2 separate regions of the Homo sapiens genome follow, and region 2 is linked to region 1. The links are chromatin contacts, found by Hi-C or POLR2A ChIA-PET in ENCODE. All regions are on one chromosome and are shown on one strand. Each heading gives the region's core, a stretch centred on a gene start or an enhancer-like site at or near the end of the contact. The rest is flanking DNA. Distances are from core to core; before and after follow the strand shown.

The links. Hi-C counts contacts between places; a loop is a spot of excess contacts on that map. ChIA-PET counts read pairs that join two places held with the same protein, here RNA polymerase II (POLR2A). Pooled maps may share reads with other maps.
Region 2: a loop to region 1 is called in a map of naive thymus-derived CD4-positive, alpha-beta T cell, with 7 times the contacts of the local background. The contact joins two enhancer-like sites. A Hi-C loop is called at or near these places in 2 of 168 maps with a recorded cell type or tissue (IMR-90 and naive thymus-derived CD4-positive, alpha-beta T cell), 3 of 37 single-sample maps with no recorded cell type and 8 of 50 pooled maps. POLR2A ChIA-PET finds 5 or more read pairs at or near these places in 4 of 52 experiments (H1, MCF 10A, OCI-LY7 and 1 more).

What each region holds. Positions count from the first base shown.
Region 1 is chr12:32,601,478-32,607,866 of GRCh38, forward strand. FGD4 (FYVE, RhoGEF and PH domain containing 4) reads left to right here. Exons shown (of 17, transcript NM_001370298.3): 7 at 684-840. Among named protein-coding and RNA genes, the nearest start is that of DNM1L, 75 kb to the right of the region's middle. Within about 2 kb of position 4,019, at least 4 of the 41 ENCODE cell types and tissues checked have a DNase peak (open chromatin) inside an H3K27ac peak, as active enhancers do.
Region 2 is chr12:32,655,594-32,662,075 of GRCh38, forward strand. No RefSeq gene overlaps it. Among named protein-coding and RNA genes, the nearest start is that of DNM1L, 20 kb to the right of the region's middle. Within about 2 kb of position 4,471, at least 3 of the 41 ENCODE cell types and tissues checked have a DNase peak (open chromatin) inside an H3K27ac peak, as active enhancers do.

The sequences.
Region 1 (6,389 bases), core at 2,769-5,268:
AGCTTTTAAATTGAAATAGAAATGCCACACACAACTGTAACTAGACATTTATGCTAAATTTTTACATTAAAGACTACTGATAGAAGTTGTGGTACAAAGGACTTCATGTCTGCTCTCCAAACTATCATTTAGCTAGTGAAGACAAGATATCGGGTAATGTGGAGCTTCAAGAATTCCGGAGCATCTCTCTTTGCTATGGCATTCTGATAGCCCCTTTAAAAAGGTGCTGCATTGTTTTCTATCAGCCTCACAGTACGGTGAATGAGATAAAGCACAGGATGTATGTAGAATGTGATTACTTCCTCTCTAGTCCTGTCAATTCACTCATTCTATAAGAAATCTTAATGTGCCGGGCGTGGTGGCTCATGCCTATAATCCCAGCACTTTAGGAGGCCAAGGCAGGCGGATCCCTTGAGCCCAGGAGTTCAAGACCAGCCTGGGCAACATGGTGACACACTATCTCTACAAAAAATACAAAAAGCTAGCCACTAGCCAGGCGTGGTGGCGCGTGCCTGTAGTCCCAGCTACTGAGAGTGCTGAAGCTGGAGGATTGATTGAACCTGGGAGGTCGAGGTTGCAGTGAGCTGTGATAATGCCACTGCACTACAGTCTGGGTGACAGAACAAGACCCTGTCTCAAAAAAAAATTTTTTTTAAAGACTTGTTTTTCTATATTTGATACAGGGAAACTACTCCTAGAATTGGAGACATCCTTCAGAAATTGGCACCATTCCTTAAGATGTATGGAGAATATGTGAAAGGATTTGATAATGCAATGGAATTGGTTAAAAACATGACAGAACGTATTCCCCAGTTCAAATCAGTGGTTGAAGAAATTCAGGTAATAGGACTGTTTTGTTCAAAGCTATGAATTACTATTTCCATACAAATTATACAGTCTTCTATATCTAAAACTGAGATCTAGAGATCTGTCTGAGATACCTAGCCAAAATTCATTCTACTCCAAATTATGCAGATCATCTCTGCAATGCTGAAATACGTATCAGTCACATGCTGCATACTAAGCAATAACTTCTCCATTTGCTTTTGAGACCAGCAGAGGATGATTTTTATTAGGGTCTACATAAATTTACAAAATGAGTTCCCATTCGGGTCTGTGTCTCTCTTGCATTCTTTCAGAGGTTAAGTTGTTGGAAGGAATATAAAGAATGATTGCTGTAAACCTTGAGATTTGGGAAACTAATCATTCTTTTTTTGTCACTTGATATCTGTGTCCTCATTTTCTTCTGTTTCACCAAACCTGAATAACATACTTTAATAATACCATAATAATTTCCACTTGATTCTCTAGTCAAAATTGTTAATGTCATATTCTTTGATACAGTTGATATTGAAAAGGCATATTTTAGATCATCTAAGATTCTTGGCATGGGAATTCTGTTGTTCCTTGACTGTCTTCTTTTGTGTCATATGAATTTTTTTAATTGTACCATTTTAATTCCTCTAATTGTCAAATGATTTTTTGAGTTATTTTCCAGTGGTTGCTTTTAGGATTATAGTATGCATCTTAATTTTTCACAATGTACTTCAGATTATACTCACCTTAATTCTTGTAAAATGTAGACACTTTGTTCCAATATAGCTCTGTTCCCTCCTCTATGCTCTGTGCTATTAGTGTCCTGTATATTAAGTTTTTATATGTTGTGAGTCTATAATACAGTGCTACAATTGTTATGGAAGGATATGAGAAAAAAATGTATCTATAAGTCTATTGTATACTATTATATTTGCCCTTTCTGGAGTAAGTTTCTTTCAGCATACATGGTTGTTCTGTCAGTCTTTGTCTGGGACTACACTTATTTTTTCTTGACTTTTGAATGAATGAAGAATGAAGTCCAGTTTAGCTAGATTGGGAATTCCTGGTATATGGGTTTTTCCTTTTTATTTTATTTATTTTTTTTTTTGGAGACGGAGTCTCGCTGCTCTGTTGCCCAGGCTGGAGTGCAGTGGCGTGATCTAGGCTCACTGCAAGCTCCGCCTCCTGGGTTTACTTAGCCATTCTCCTGCCTCAGCCTGTTGCTGGGACTACAGGCGCCTGCCACCACGCCTGGCTAATTTTTTGTATTTTTAGTAGAGATGGGGTTTCACCGTGTTAGCCGGGATGATCTCTATCTCCTGACCTTATGATCTGCCTGCCTCGGCCTCCCAAAATGCTGGGATTATAGGCGTGAGCCACCGCGCCTGGCCTTTGTTTCTATAATGTTTATTATTTTTTTTTTTTAGAGACAGGGTCTTGCTCTTGTCACCCAGGCTAGAGTGCAGTGGCCCAGTCACAGCTCACTGCAGCCTTGAACACTTGGGCTTGAGCAATCCTCCCACCGCAGCCTCTCAGGTAGCTGGGACTACAGGCATGCGCCACCACCCTGGCTAAATCTTAGAATTTTTTTATAGAAACAAGGTCTGGCTATGTTGCCCAGGCTGGTCTTGAACACCTAGACTCAGCCTCCCAGAGTGCTGGGATTACAGGCATGAGCCACTGCACTCAACCAGTATATGGAGATCCCCCCCAGCACTTTGAATATGTCATTCTCCTGCTTTCCGTCCTCTGTGGTTTGAGATGAGAAGCCAGCCATTGATTGTATTGATACTCCCATGCGTGTGATGAGTCACTTTTCTCTTGCTGCTTTCAAGATGTTCTCTGTTTTTTGGCTTTCAGCAGTTTAAATATGATGTGTCTGGGTGTGGACCTTTTTGTATTTGTCCTGGTTAGGGTTGGTTGAGCTTTTTGCATTTGTAGATTGATTTTTTTTTAATCATTTTCAGAAGTTTTCAGCCATTATTTCTTCAAATATTTTCTGTCCTTTTCACTTTCTCTTTTTTAAAATCTTTTTACTCCCATTACACAAATTTTGGTGGGTTCCTTTTGTTTGTTTTGGAAATGGTGTCTTGCTGTGTTGCCTAGGCTGGCCTTGAACTCCTGGGTTCAAATGATACTCCCAATCTTTGTTCTATTATTCAGATTGTATAATTTCTACTAGTCTTTCTTCAAGTTCCCTGATTCTTCTGTCATCTCAAATCTGCTGTTGAACCTATAGTGAATTTTTCTTTTCAATTACTGTATTTTTCACATCTACAACCACAACTTCTGGCTAGTAGAGTTATTGGCTCTCACCTCTCACTCACCTCAGGGATCTTCACTTCTACTGATGTTGTTGGGTGTGTATGTTGCCCACCACTCCAAATGAATGAGCCCTTTTCAGCCTCAGCAGAGGAGCTGCCAGTCCTCACAGTCCGTGCCACCCTGATGGCCCCTTCATAGTGACTGAGCTGGGAGAGGAACAGGAGCAGCCACAGGCTAGAATGCCACAGATTCTCACCGTTCTTACCCAAAGTTCAACAATTTTTAAAGTGTAAACAGATTTCAGGTTGTTGCATGCCTTTTAATCAATTTCTAAAATGCAAATATTGTTTTGTCAATTTTATCTAGCTTTATAGCTGCTTTTTTTTTTTTTTTTTTTGGAGTTAGAGTCTTGCTCTGTCACCCAGGCTGGAGTGCAGTGGTATGATCTCGGCTCACTGTAACCTCTGCCTCCTGGGTTCAAGCGATTCTTGTGCCTCAGCTTCCTGAGTAACTGGGATTACAGGTACATGCCACTACACCTGGTTAATTTTTGTACTTTTAGTAGAGACGGGGTTTCGCCATGTTGGCCAGGCTGGTCTCAAACTCCTGGCCTCAAATGATTCCCCCGTCTCGGCTTTCCAAAGTGCTAAAATTACAGGCAGGAGCCACTGCACCCGGCCTATCAGCTGCTTTTAACAGGGAGGATTTGCCAGTCTCTTCATTCAGCTGTAGCCAGAAGGTCTGCCTCATCCCCTTCACTCCTTTTTTTTTTTAACATTCTTTTATTTTGTAATTAAACACTCCCCTACCTTACTGAATATTGGGCTCCTGCTTTGATTTTTACTAGCTTCTTTTGCTAACTCTGAAATGTAGGCAGAGCACAAAGTTTGCCTTCTACATTCTTCTTTCTTTTCATACTTTTCAGTGATATCCTATTCCCACATGCCTTTAACTTGCCAGACAGGTTCCTCTAGGGTTGCTGTTTCTAGTCTAGTTCTCTACTCCCAAACTCTAGGTACAAACAGCTGAGCATGTGAATATCTTGTCATCCAAACAAAGTCAATATTTTCTTTTCCTATTTTTAGCTCCCAAGCATTTTTCCATCTGACTTTTTAGGCCTTACATAGAGTAGATAATTATTCTGATATGTATTGGATTTATTAGGTGACACCATTATCCTGTCATTTACCAGAGCTTGACAACTTAGCTTTATCTTTGATTTGTTACATGTCTTCATTCTCTGTATGTGTTCATTTGCCTGTGAAATAATGTATTCAAATTGCTTAGCGTAGTGCTTGTTGCATAGTAAGTGCTCACTAAATGATAGTGGCGATGGTGGTGATAGTGGTAGTTATTGTCTAGTCACACTCTGAATTCTATCTGTACAATGTCTGTCTTCTCTATATTATGATGAAATGACATGGGTTGTGAAAAGAGTGGTAGATTGGGAATCAACTAACCTAGTTTAGAATCCTAAGTCTGCTGCTTATAGTCACTTGACCTTAGGAAACGCTCCTAAATTATCTGAGCCACAGTTTCTTCATGTAAAATATTTGGGATCAGTAATACTTTCCTTGATGTACGTAATAGATTTTGGGAAAACCCAATGAGATATTTAAATTTATATAATTAATATCTTAAACTTTATTAAGGAAAGCTATTCTCTCAGCTTCTATGCCAATTTCAGGCCCTTATTATTTTCTTCCTGGTCTATAATAACAACTTCCAAACTAGTTTCCCCCGTCCCCCTAAAGCCACACTGCAGTAGATTAATCTAATAGAGCTCAGATCTAATGATACAACTGTCATGCACAAAAATCTACATTAGATGAAAAAAATCTAAACTCACCTTGACATTATTACCCATATTACCATTACTTTACGTCTTCTATTTTCCTCTACTTATTTTTTTTTTTTTGCCAAGAAAACCTCTCTGTCCCTTTCATTTAACATACTTCATGCTTCATTACTGTGGGCCTGTTCTCTCAGGTTTCTCCTCCTGGGCTCGCTCCCTAGTCTGTCTTTTTCTTCAGAGCCTGTACTTATCAGAGGTTGCATTAAATGTTCCCTTCTCTGTGAAGCCTTTAGTCACTTGTTTGCTTCAAATGCAAACACCATGTCTTAATATAGCTTTGATGCTTTGCAGTACCCTGATCATGGTGTGAATTCAGTATATACTTTAATGGGATTTCTGCTTTGTTTAACAGGAACAAGAACATTTCTTATTTTTTCATCTCTTTTGTTAACAGTTTCTTGGAAGCAAGTGATACGGTCTTAATTTTGCCCTAAGAAATGGAGCTCTATTTACAGAATTTGGTTTCTAATGAAAAAGAATGCTTTGAACTGATGAAAAAATAAAATTTTCTGACAGATAAGATGCCCAGACCTTGTTATTCTTCTATATGGAGTCTTTTTTAAGTTCAAAGGCAATGACATTTATCATAGCCTTATTATCAAATAGTTTCTGCTGAGTCCAAAGTCATTTAATACAGTTGTGCTTAGCAAACCTCATTAAATAGGCACATCTTTTGAAAAATCTATATAGAATGATTTAATAATGTGACTTCACAAACCCTTGTAGTGACTAATTGAAGTGGTTATCAGCAATCTGGAATTTTCTTGCTTAAAATTCTGCTTGATTTTTTTTCCTCCTTTCTGTTCTTACACCAGATTGGTAGTTCTCAACTTCAGTGTTATAGAAATATCAGGTGTTTTTAAATGCATATTCTCTAGCTGGGCATGGTGGCACGTGCCTATAGCTACTTGGAAGGCTGAGGTGGGAGGACTACTTGGGCCCAGGAGGCAGAGGTTGCAGTGAGATCACACCACTGTGTGCCTGGACAACATAGTGAGACTCCGTCTCAAAAAAAGAAGAAAAAAATGCATATTCTCCATCTCCTTCCCCAAAGATTGTGATGTTACAGATTGAGGTGGGGTTCAGAAATCTGTTTTCTGTTGTTGTTGTTGTTTTTTTTGAGACGGAGTCTCACTCTGTCACCCAGGCTAAGTGGCACGATCTTGGCTCACTGAAACCTCCGCCTCCCAGGTTCAAGCAATTCTCCTGCCTCAGGCTCAGCCTCCGCATAGCTGGGACTACAGGCGTGTGCCACCACGCCTGGCTAATTTTTGTATTTTTAGTAGAGGCGGGGTTTTGCCATGTTGGCCGGGCTGGTCTCAAACCCTGATCTCAGGTGATCCACCTGTCTCAGCCTCCCACAGTGCTGGGATTACAGGTGTGAGACACTGTGCCTGGCCAGAAATCTGCATTTCATGCAGGTGATGGACAGTCACACTTTGTCGAAAAATAT
Region 2 (6,482 bases), core at 3,221-5,720, 55 kb after region 1:
AAAAAATATATATATATGGAGACATATTTTGAGATTATGTAGATATCCTAGTCAAGAATTTTTTACCCATCAATGTCCATTGATGATTCTGAATGATTCCTTTGTTTTGTCAATTGCTGATGTTTTCATTTCATCATTTCTTCTACACTTATTTGTTGGCATCCTACTATAAGCATTTTTTCTTATCATTTATTTATTTATTCATTCATTCATTCATTCATTCATTCATATGTTTGGATTCCTGTGTTCCTATTTTATTCAATGGATTGTATAATCCGTTGCCATTATTTTAAATTTTATGTTAATTTTTATGTTTAACTGTCCCAGATTTTGCCAGTGGGAGACCCTTCGAGCTGCCTCCTGGTTCTTCTGACATGTCACTTGAGCCTAAGAGTTTGAGACCAGTCTGAGCAACATAGTGATACCCCATCTCTAAAAACAAAAACAAAACTACATATCATATGATTCCAACTATGTATATGACATTCTGAAAAAGGTAAAACTTTGACACATTAAAAAGATCAGTGGTGGCTCACGCTTGTAATTCCAGCACATTGGGAGGCCAAGGTGGGCAGATCACTTGAACCCAGGAGTTTGAGACCAGTCTGGGCAACATAGTGAGATCCTGTCTCTACAAAAGATACAAAATTAGCCAGGCATGGTGGCAGGTAGTCCTAGCTACTCAGGATGCTGAGGTACGGGAATCACTTGAACCCTGGAGGCGGAGGTTTCAGTGAGAGGAGATCACACCACTGCACTCCATCCTGGGTGACAGAATGAGACTCTGTCTCAAAAAAAAGAAAAAAAGAAAAGAAAAAACAAAACAAAACAAAACCCATGTATGAGATTAGAGCCCCAAGTCCAGAGAGGAGCAGTTTCTCAAACTCTTGCTTCAAACAGCCAAAGTAAAGATTAATGTCTATTAAATTAAAAAAAAAAAAAAAAAAAAGCCGGGCATGGTGGCTCATGCCTGTAATCCTAGCACTTTGGGAGGCCGAGGCGGGAGGATCACAAGGTCAGGAGTTCAAGACCAGCCTGGCCAACATGGTGAAACCCATCTCTACTGAAAATACAAAAATTAGCCAGGCATGGTGGCGGGCACCTGTAATCCCAGCTACTCGGGAGGCTGAGGCAGGAGAATCGCTTGAACCCGGGAGGCCAAGGCTTCAGTGAGCTGAGATCACTCCACTGCACTCCAGCCTGGGCAACAGAGCAAGACTCTGTCTCAAAATAAAATAAAATAAAAGCCTAGCTGTTTTTTTTCTTAATTTTTCTTCTCTGTCTTTTCCATTTTTTCCATCTAAAAATTTAAAGTTTAAGAAGAAATACATTGTTATTAAGGAACCACCAATATCCACTTTATCCATCTAACAAAATGATAGCACCAGCCCACTAGTAGCAGTTGGCCACCTAGGATAGTTTGCCAGTAGTGGTAACCAAGGGCCAGGTCCACCCTTCCTCTCAGCTTTGGTGTATTATCTGGCAGTGGAGCTGGGCTCCACACAGAAGAGAGATCCCCAGCTCCCACACTTCGCATTACTATTTGTTACCTGAGCCCCAGTTATACTGTGTGTGTTGCTTAGGTCTTTGGGCTCAACAGATTCCTTGGACAACATAACAACCAAACACAACACATAATTCCTTCAGCTTCTGCCAACAACTCACTGTTTATGGGGCTGTGATGTGGGCCATGGGGCCAGCCTGAGATCAGGAACAGATGGGACATGTAGGCTCCCAGGTAAAGTAATATCTAGGCACCCTTTAAAATCAATATTCTTGAAATAGTTGCTCAACATGAATTTATTTTATTGGGTTTTTTTATTTGTTTTTGAGACAGGGTCTCTGTCACCCAGTGGCACAAACGGCTCACTGCAGCCTCAACCTTCTGGGCTCAAGTGATCCTCCTACCTTGGCCTCCCAAAGTGCTGGGATTACAGGCATGAGCCACTGCACCTGGCCTCAACATGTATTTAGAGCACGGAGGGATGAACAAAATAGTCAGACTTCTGGGGGAGAGCTGGCAATCTTTCCATTGTATCTGCGCTCTTCAGTTTTGGGGAGAGAGTTGTGTATATTTACTACTCATCAAGTAAAAGGACGTGGAATCAGCTGGAACAGGTTTCACTGGAAAGCTGTTTAGGGATCATTTATTGTTGCTCAAGAGTGCCCTCTAAGGGTTTCAAACTATGATAAGTGACTAACCACATTCTGTGCTCTGCAGGAGTTCCGGCAAACACAACTTTCTCCATATCACTATGGTTTCAGAGATGCCTAAGTGCTCATTGATACTTTAGCATCCCTTACAGGATGGCAACACCGGCAGCTCCCCGGCCAGCCCCCCTTATCCTGCTCTGCTGGGAAGAACAGTCTACAATGCGGCCGCCCCATGGTCAAGTTGCCCTTGCTCCTTGATTCTGTTATTCTCCTTTTCTTAAAAAAAAAAAAAAAAAAAAAAAAAAATCAAAGCAAATTTCTCCAACCTTATCCACAATAGAACTCACGACCGAATCCAAGGGATAGACTACTGTCACAGCTCAATCTTGACCTGGGATCCCCCATATATAGGTGTTATATAGGTGTCTCTCTCTCTCTCTTTTTTTTTTTTTTTTTTTTTTTTGAGACAGAGTCTCGCTCTGTAGCCCAGGCTGGAGTGCAGTGGCGCGATCTCGGCCCACTGTAAGCTCCGCCTCCCGGGTTCAAGCGATTCTCCTGCCTCAGCCTCCCTAGTAGCTGGGACTACAGGCGCCCTCCACCACGCCTCGCTAATTTTTGTATTTTTAGTAGAGACGGGGTTTCACCGTTTTAGCCAGGACGGTCTCGATCTGATCTCGTGATCTGCCCGCCTCGGCCTCCCAAAGTGCTGGGATTACAGGCGTGAGCCACCGCGCCCGGCTAGGTGTCTCTTTATAAAATAGAGATCTGGCCGGGCGCGGTGGCTCACGCCTGTAATCTCAGCACTTTGGGAGGCCTAAGGCAGGTCAGGAGGTCAGGAGTTCAAGACCAGCCTGGCCAAGATGGTGAAACCCCGTCTCTACTAAAAATACAAAAAATTAGCCGGGCATGGTGGCGGGCGCCTGTAATCCCAGCTACTCGGGAGGCTGAGGCAGAGAACTGCTTAAACCTGAAGGGGCGGAGGTGGCAGTGAGCCGAGATCGCGCCATTGTACTCCCGACTGGACGACAAAGCAAGACTCCGTCTCAAAAAAATAAAATAAAATAGAGATCCGGGCCGGGCGCCATAGCTCACGCCTGTAATCCCAGCAGTTTGGGACGCCAAGGCGGGTGCATCACCTGAGGTCAGGAGTTCAAGACCAGCCTGGCCAACAAGGTGAAACCCTGTCTCTACTAAAAATATAAAAATTAGCCAGGCATGGTGGTGGGCACCTGTAATCCCAGCTACTCCAGAGGCTGAGGCACAAGAATCACTTGAACCCGGGAGGCAGAGGCTGCAGTGAACGGAGATTGTGCCACTGCCCTGCCTGGGCAACAAAGAGAGACTCCGTCTCAAAAAATAATAATAATAAAATAAAATAGAGATCCACTGTTTGTAGTCTGAGGTCCTATTAGTTTTATTTAAATTGTACCCTAAGCACTTCCCCTCCTTCCAAAACAGTTTTCACAGTAACAGCCAAAACCTGAGGGTTTAGTATCTGCTAGCCACTATTCTAGGAACTTTATAGAAATAATTTCATTCATATTCCATCACAGTTTTTCAGTGTAAGCATTGTAAATAATGCATCAAGAAACATCTTTGACTTGTTACTGAGAGTTCCATCTGTGATAAAGGGCAGATGTCATAGAAAACCCCTTTGGCAGGTGATTCAACTCGAAGGAGAGGGTGGGAGGAAGCAACATCTGAGAATCATGTGAGCTGTGTTTCGGAAATACACACATCTGTCCCACATCCTGCTGCCCTGTGGATTTGATATGCCTGAGGCTGCATGCTGGCAGGTGGGCTTGGGTGTATAATTTTCTCCCAAGTGATTCTCACTCATTCCATTTTTTTGCCTGTCCCTCATCCCCATTTTTAAAAATTATTTATTTATTTATTTATTTATTTATTTATTTATTTATTATTGAGATGAGTCTTGCTGTGTCACCAAGGCTGAGTGGCATGATCTCGGCTCACTGCAACCTCTGCCTCCCGGATTCAAGCAATTCTCCTGCCTCAGCCTCCCGAGTAGCTGCAACTACAGGGCTGTGCCACCATGCCCTGCTAATTTTTGTATTTTTAGTAGAGACAGGGTTTCGCCATGTTAGCTGGGCTGGTCTCGAACTACTGACCTCAGGTGATCCACCCACCTTGGCCTCCCAAAGTGCTGGGATTACAGGTGTGAGCCACCACACCCGGCCCCTGGTCCCCATTTTTATGAACCATTGTGATAAAGTTGAGGAAAGGCCATTAGTCTTAAGGGTTGCACTCAGGCGCAGTACCACAGCCCTGTGCAGCCAAGACTTCAGTGCTCTGCCTGCTCCCTGTGACAGCACACCCTCCTGCTGTCCACCCAGCTCCACAGGCTTCACTGAGAGGCTCTCAGGTAAGCCTCAGCCTGTTGTGGGCTGTCTAGACTGAAAGCAAAGATAGCTATCTGGCTGGAAAAGAGAAAGGAATTAAGAGATCCATAAAAAGGCTTTCTAAAACAGCCAAATGTTTATAAAGGAGAAAGGAAATTGGGAGCTGGCCAGGTCGTATTCCCGTTCTTTGCCTTCTCACACGACAGAGCAGTGTGGTTCCCAACCTGGTTTCCTACCTCCCCTTTCTTCCCCACCTGGGGACATGTGGCAAAGTCTGGAGACATTTTTGTTTGTCACAAACGGAGTGGTGATGGGGAGGTAGTGTTACTAGCATCTTGTGGGTAGAGGCCAGGGAAGCTGCTAAACATCCCAGGAGGCACAGTACAGCCCCCCAAACAATGATCTGGCCCAAAATGTCAATGGTGCCGAGGTTGGGAAGCCCCGCTCCAGAGCCTCCACTTCTCTGGCTACCCATTCCCCCACTCCCGCCACTCCTCAGACAGGGATGGAGGACAGCCAAGATTGTCAGCTGTGACTTTCTCTGCAACCCTGTCTTCTTTTCTCCTGTCCCCCTGTCCAGTGCTCTGCTTCCCTCAGGTCCAAGTGGAACGATGATGGCATCTGACCAGAAAGTTTCCTGGGCCCTGAGTAACTGCCTTAGATTCTTAGTATGTAGTGGGTGAATCTTTAGTAATAAGGTCCCTGGAGCAAAGTGATGCCTTATCTCTAGTATGAAATCTGGGAACTCACGGAGAGATAAAAATAGCCTCAATACCAGTGGACTGGGAACATGGTGCGTGATCTGCTGTTTGAAAATCCCTGTCCTTAAGTGGCCTTGCACCATGATTGCTAAACTTTTCCAGAGCCATCTCTATTTCTCTAGTGTAATTTAACATCTTTTTTGGCGGGGGCGGGGGTGAGTCAAGTTCATTCTTTTTTTTTTTTTTGAGACGGAGTCTCACTCTGTCACCCAGGCTGGAGTGCAGTGGCGCGATCTCGGCTCACTGCAACATCCGTCTCCCAGGTTCAAGCAATTCTCCAGCCTCAGCCTCCTGAGTAGCTGGGAATATAGGCACCCGCCACCGTGCCCGGCTAATTTTTGTATTTTTAGTAGAGACCGGGTTTTGCCACGCTGGCCAGGCTGGTCTCAAACTCCTGACCTCAGGTGATCCGCCCGCCTCGGCCTCCCAAAGTGCTGGGATTACAGGCATGAGCCACCGCGCCCAGTCAAGTTTATTATTCTTAACTTGACCCTATCTTTCCCACTTTTGACTCCAACACTGCTCAGAGCTGCCACACCTACCCCCATAACAGTTGTGCCACTGGGAAGTGAAGAGGGTGTATCACAAAGTCAGAAACTTTGGGAAAAACTAAGATTAGGTTGTACATCCTTCAAACAAGAAGACAAACTACAAGAAGGGCTCAATCACTGCACGCAGTGAGTGTGAGGAGGGCAATGTTCCCTTGATAGTGGCCAAATGTGTGAGTTCCTGGCTTCCTGGGCTCTGTCATGGCTCAAGGTTGGTAAGAAGGCCAGTGATGTTATGAGCAGGCTTCAATTTCTACAGGGTTGTGGGGCGTCATCCACCATATGAAGGGGCTGCAGCAGGTCAGAGATGTGCAATGCCCATCCAGATTGAGGTGCTGACGCCCTTGCCAGAGCTTGGGTTCAGACAGCTTTGGCCTCATCTTCCAGCTCATCTAGGAAATGCTCCTGGGACACCACGTAGAAGGTGTAACTATAAATAGCTAACACCAGGGCCTGATGCCTGGGCCGCTGTAGGAGTGACCTCGGCCACTGGGCAAGCTGCACCTGCCACATGAATTGCAATTGTGCAGAGTCAGTTTGCCCTGAGTCAGGTCAACGCACTGAGCAAATGGAGCCTTTCCTCTGTTAGCATCAGGAGGGACCAGCTCCTGATGCCATCGTCCTGCTCCTCCTCCCTTCGCTGTCTAACAACTCCTTAA